2 separate regions of the Homo sapiens genome follow, and region 2 is linked to region 1. The links are chromatin loops, found by intact Hi-C in ENCODE. Cell type or tissue: PC-9. All regions are shown on one strand. Each heading gives the region's core, and the rest is flanking DNA. Links, peaks and the distances in the headings are about the cores only.

What was found. A loop is a pair of places that touch in the nucleus more often than their neighbours do. Peaks named below come from ENCODE experiments on the same cell type or tissue, not always from the same donor. Only the 100,000 strongest peaks of a DNase experiment are listed, where the experiment ranks them.
Region 2: a loop joins it to region 1, with 12 times the contacts of the local background. A loop is called at or near these places in 2 of 110 quality-filtered maps.

The regions. Positions count from the first base shown.
Region 1 is chr20:48,634,827-48,637,728 of GRCh38, reverse strand. PREX1 (phosphatidylinositol-3,4,5-trisphosphate dependent Rac exchange factor 1) reads left to right here. Exons shown (of 40, transcript NM_020820.4): 31 at 1-18; 32 at 1,046-1,266. Among named protein-coding and RNA genes, the nearest start is that of PREX1, 190 kb to the left of the region's middle. RefSeq lists an enhancer at 1,552-1,691. In PC-9, for the core only: CTCF peaks have their summits at 1,548 (motif pointing right) and 1,747 (motif pointing left); a DNase peak (open chromatin) is centred at 1,788.
Region 2 is chr20:49,105,844-49,108,745 of GRCh38, reverse strand. No RefSeq gene overlaps it. Among named protein-coding and RNA genes, the nearest start is that of CSE1L, 61 kb to the right of the region's middle. In PC-9, for the core only: no CTCF peak of the experiment used is centred there; no DNase peak of the experiment used is centred there; H3K27ac peaks cover 827 bases.

The DNA of each region.
Region 1 (2,902 bases), core at 247-2,746:
CCTTGCTGAAGTGCACAGGTGAGGCCTTTAAAGGTGTGTGGGGGGCACATACCCGGCCTCTTCCACCACCCAAGGCCGACCATCCATGCCCTCGGGGCCTGGACGGGGGGAGGCAACGCTTTGGCCTGGAGCCCCTCCAAGAGCTACTTGAAACTTGCTTCTTCCTCTTGTGTCCAAGGGACAAGTCTCAGGGCACTGGAGCCAGGAGCCCTGTCCTGTGCCACTGCCCAGGCCTGGGTGGATGTTGACGGGGCCCCGGGATAGAGGACGATGTTAGGGGGCCTTGTGCCGGTAGAGCCTTCAGCCCCAGCCTGGGGGCTTCCACCCAGCAGAGAGTGGGGAAGAGGAAGGGGGAGGAGGTAGCGGGAGAATCTTGGAGACCTTCTCTATCCCTGCCTTCTTTCTAGAAATTAGCCAAGGGGGTGCTACTGCAGGATCTGGGTCAAATTTGGTCACTAAAAAACTCACTGGCCAGAAGCCGGCCATTGGAAATAATTCCTTCCAGAAGATTGGGACCCTGAGAGACCAATTGCTTGAAACTGGCCAGTTCTTCAGACCATGCCAAGGTCAAGGACAGGGGCAAGGGCAGAGGTGGGGGAAGGAAGAAAGCATAGTTCTCCAAAATAGAGAAAATGCTAAACTGCATTTCTGAACATGTGCAGCTTGGCAGAAGAGCTTAGCACCATTGGCATTCTACTGGCCAAGGCCAAGGAATCCCATAATGAGAGGAGAAATGGCTGAGGGTGAGGGTCTTGGGAAACCCTTAGGAAAATCACAAGATGTTTGTTTGTTTGTTTGGTTTTCAAAGCAGGCAGATGAGTCACTGAGAGAACAGTTTTGGCAAATGGGCTTGCTTTTCGTAGAATTGATTTTTGTGGAATTGGCTTTTGGTGGCTGGGATGTCCACCAAAAAGTAATTTCTGGCCTGATGTTAGCCCTTTGCTGGGGGTTCCATGAGGGGTCCTGGACCCAGGGTTTTGGGGGGTGGGCCTCCTGGTGGCACGGGAGCGCCCCTCCAGCAAGGCCTCCTGCCCTCTGCCCCCAGACACGGAGCTGCAGCTGCGCAGAGACGCGATCTTCTGCCAGGCCCTGGTGGCCGCCGTGTGCACCTTCTCCAAGCAGCTGCTGGCGGCCCTGGGCTACCGCTACAACAACAATGGCGAGTACGAGGAGAGCAGCCGCGACGCCAGCCGCAAGTGGCTGGAGCAGGTGGCGGCCACGGGCGTCCTGCTGCACTGCCAGTCCCTGCTCTCGCCAGCCACAGTGGTGAGTGAGTGGGGCGGGAGGGCGGCCCCGCTGGCCCACCCACTGGTGCCCGCCCAGGCCGGGTCGAGGGAGCCCTTGCCCACTTACTCAGGCTCCCCCTGGCCTCGTCATTCCCGCAGCAGCTATTTGTTGAGCACCTGTGTGCTGTTTTATAGGCACTGAAGGTCCAGCAGTGAACAAAACAGAGTCCCTGTACCCAGGGATCTTCTGTCCCAGTGGGAGGGAGGGAGGCACACACACACAGATAACAGAATCCATGCTACAGACCAGCGGCTCTCAGCCCAGGGCAGTTTCCCCACTAGGGGACACTTGGTAATGTCTGGAGATGTTTTTGGTTGTGACAACTGAGGGCCTGAGGTGGGAGTGGGGTGGTGGAAGCCAGGGATGCTGCTGGACATCCGGCCAGGACCTGAGAGTCACCAGTGCCTCTGAGGTTGGCTCCTGGAGCCCCTGCTGCTGGCTGGTGGGGAGGCCTGGCCTTGGAGCGCCCTCTGCTGGCTGCTGCTGCACAAGACGCCTGCCTGGCACAGATTGGCCATCACTTGATTCTCAGAATGCACAACCTGGGGCCCAGGGAGGAAGCAGGGAACACTCAGCCCTCCCCTTCCTCTTCTCACATGGGGATGCTGGGCCAAGTTCCTTCATTCTCCAAACACCACGATGTGCCAGGCCCTGAGCTGGGAGCTGGGGGCCTGAAGCTGACTTCCTAGTTGGGGGAAGCAGCTTGAGAAGAAGAAAGGACAGAGGAGGGAAGGAAGGTGGGGAGAAGGCAATCTCTACAGGAAGCTTGGCGGGCACTGCAGCTTCTCTGTCAGAGACAGCCTGTGTGAGGTGGTGACGCTTGAGCTGAGACCTCAGCCAGCCAGGCAGACAGTGTGAGGAAGAGTGTGCGGGGTAGAGGGACCAGCATGTACAAAGGCCCCGAAGAGTGGCTGGTGTGACCAGAGGGGAGCGGCAGGGGCTAGGGAGATGTGGGGACCAGTTCTGTAGGGCCTGAGACTTTAATCTGGAAGCAGTGGAGGGTTCAGAGGCTTGGAGCTGGGTGAGTGATATAATTTGGGTTAAGTTTTCAAAACATGACTTGTAGGATGTATTGTTTGGGGGCAGAGAGTGGCAGAAGGGAAACCTGGTGTCATCTTGACAAGAGATGGTGGACCCTTGAACCTGGGTGGTGGCCAGGAAGCTGGAGGGAGATGGGTGGGTCTGGAGGATGTTTTAGTGTCACCCCATCAGACTTGGTGATGGACCAGGCCCAGGGTGAGCGGGAGAGAAACTGAGAAGTCAAAGGTTTGGATCTTGGATGACCGAATGAACGCTGGTGCTATTTGCTGACATGGGACCGACTGGGGGAGGTTGAGGAAGGAATTGGGGACTTTTATTTGAGTGTGTTAGGCTCAAAAAGGTTAAGTTAGAAGCCTGGTTGGTGATCCAGGCAAGAGAGGCAGTGACTTTACTAGGATCACTCAGTGAATTAAGGCAGAGATGGGTTCTATGACCCTTGAAAGTGCAGGACAAGCCACAGAGCACACCATGATTTCACATCCACTCTGGAGAGTCACGCTCAGGACCTGGCACCCAGGGGGCCCACAGTGTGGAGTGCCGACTAGAGTTGAATTCAGCATCTTGATAGGAAACC
Region 2 (2,902 bases), core at 108-2,607, 470 kb before region 1:
TTAGTCTTAGATTTAGGTCTTTCATCCATTTTAAGCTAATTTTGTGTATGGTGTTAGGTAAGGGTCCAGCTTCATTCCTTGGCAAGTGCACACTGTTTTCCCAACAGTATTTGTGAAAAGACTGTCCCTCCCCCATTGAATGGTCTTGGCACCCTTGTCAAAAATTACATGGAAGGACTTCTGGATTCTCTTCCTTTGGGGGGGGGGGGGGTGTGTGTGTGTGTGTGTGTGTGTGTGTGTGTGTGTGTGTGTGTGTGTATATATATATATATATATTTTTTTTTTTTTTTTTTTTTTTTTTTTTGAGACGGAGTCTCGCTCTGTCGCCCAGGCCGGACTGCGGACTGCAGTGGCGCAATCTCGGCTCACTGCAAGCTCCGCTTCCCGGGTTCACGCCATTCTCCTGCCTCAGCCTCCCGAGTAGCTGGGACTACAGGCGCCCGCCACCGCGCCCGCCACCGCGCCCGGCTAATTTTTTGTATTTTTAGTAGAGACGGGGTTTCACCTTGTTAGCCAGGATGGTCTCGATCTCCTGACCTCATGATCCACCCGCCTCGGTCTCCCAAAGTGCTGGGATTACAGGCGTGAGCCACCGCGCCTGGCCTTTTTTTTTTTTTGAGACAGGGTCTTACTCTGTTGCCCAGACTGGAGTGCAGTGGTGCAGTCTTGGCTCACAGCCTACCAGGTAGCTGGGACTATAGGCGTGTGTCACCATGTCACCATGCCTGGCTGATTTTTTCTTTTTTTTTTTGTAGAGACAAGGTTTTACCAAGTTGCTCAGGCTGGTCTTGAACTCCTGGGCTCAAGTGATCCTCCCACCTCAGCCTCCAAAGTGCTGGGATTACAGGCGTGAACCACCGCAACCAGCCTCCTATATGTCTGTTGTTGTGCTGGTACCACACTGATTTGATTACTGTAGTAAATTTTGAAATCTTAACCTATGAGTCCTTCAGCTAAGTTTTCAAGATTGTTTTTGGTTATTCAGGGTCCCTTAGGATTCCTTATAAATTTTAGGATGGGCTTTTCTATGTCCACAAAAACTGTCATTTGTCCCCATCATTTTTTGAAGACTAACTTGACACATTGAGATATTTGGGGTTCATCTTGTTCTTTTCCTTCCCCTAGTCCTGATTCAGCCTTTTTTTTTTTTTTTTCTGAGATGGAGTCTCACTCTGTCGCCCAGGCTGGAGTGCAGTGGCACCATCTCAGCTCACTGCAACCTCCGCCTCGTGGGTTCAAGCGATTCTCCTGCCTCAGCCTCCCAAGTAGCTGGGACTACAGGTGTGCACACCACATCTGGCTAATTTTTGTATTTATGTTTAGTAGAGATGGGGTTTCACCATATTGGCCAGGCTGGTCTTGAACTTCTCACCTTATGATCCGCCCGCCTCAGCCCCCCAAAGTGCTGAGATTACAGGCGTGACCCACCACGCCTAGCCTGATTCAGCCATTTTCCTAAGGAGCCCTGGTTCCCTCTACTAGAAGACAGCATTTAGAAACCAAGATCTGAATGCTCTGAGGGCTTACTGCTACTGGGGTGTTATTGTTTCTAGACCTCTGTAGCGGACAGGAAATCTATGTGTATATATATCTATACACATCTATCTGTATGCATTTGTATACTCAGTGTTCTTTGTAGCCTTCTCCTCTATGTTCTCAGTGCATTCTCCAACACTGAGATTGTCTCTCTCTTGGATCCTACAGTAGATAAGCTTGGGACTCAGTCGGTTCCCACATTGGCATTGTTTTTTTTTTTCAAAAAGTGGGTGGTGACTGCATTGTCATGACTTTGTCCTCATGGTCATTAAAGGGAAAACTTAACGGGTAATGGTTATTTCCTCATAGCTGTCTTGAGTTTGTTGTTCTTGTCTCATCCTCCCCATTATTTTTTTCCTGAAGTATCTTAATGCTAATCCTAGACTAAAACATTCACCTGTAAGTATTTTCACCCATAGCTGGGTGTTTTTCTGGGTTTTCAGGCCTTCTTAAGCCAGAGTAATGTGGATAGGTCTTACAAACAAGTATCACTTCTGAATCTAGTTTACTGAGCTGTTTTTTTAAGTGGCTTTGTTGGGTGAATGCTCAGTGATGGACACCATAGTCTGGATCCCTCCTGTTAGGAGGGCGCCTGGGATTGGTATGATCGACAGGAAAACATATTGGCCTTTCCCAAAAGCGTGATGTTGCTGCTTGCTTTATAGGGATCAGTGTGAGTTCAGTAGAATAGGATCATCCCAGGAAGCAAACCTGAGGCCCGAGAGGTCTGGCTTTGTTTGCACATAACATGTCAGAAGCATCCACTGGCTGGGCATGGTGGCTCATCCCTGTATTCCCAGCCTTTTGGGAAGCCACGGTGAGTGGACTGCTTGAGCCCGGGAGTTTGAAACCAGCCTGAGCAACATAGAGACCCCCATCTCTACAAAACAAAAAAAAAACAGAAAACTAGCCCGGCATGGCACCATGGTGGTACCATGGGCTTGTAGTCCTAGCTACTTGGGAGGCTGATGTGGAAGAATCACTTGAGCCCGAGGTCAAGGCTGCAGTGAGCTGAGATCACGCTACTGCAACTATAGCCTAGGTGTTGGAGACTCAGCCTCAATAAAAAGCAGCAGTATTTATCACTACTTCTGGTTTAAGGGCTTAAATGCCTGTGTGCTCTTAAAAACAAAAAACTTACTTGAAATTCCAAATCAATAAATACTGGATTTGTCAAGCACTTAATCAGAGCAGGATTAGCAGAGGGAAGAGTGGAGGAGTTGGCCAATGTTCTTAAATAGGGCTTTTAAAGAGATACATTGTTTTAAGAAGCAATGGCTAACTCAAAGATAGGAGGTGGGAGTTTGTTAATGGGCAGCATAGCCATCTTCTTGGATTTTTTGTAAACCTTTCCTGTGGTGCTGAG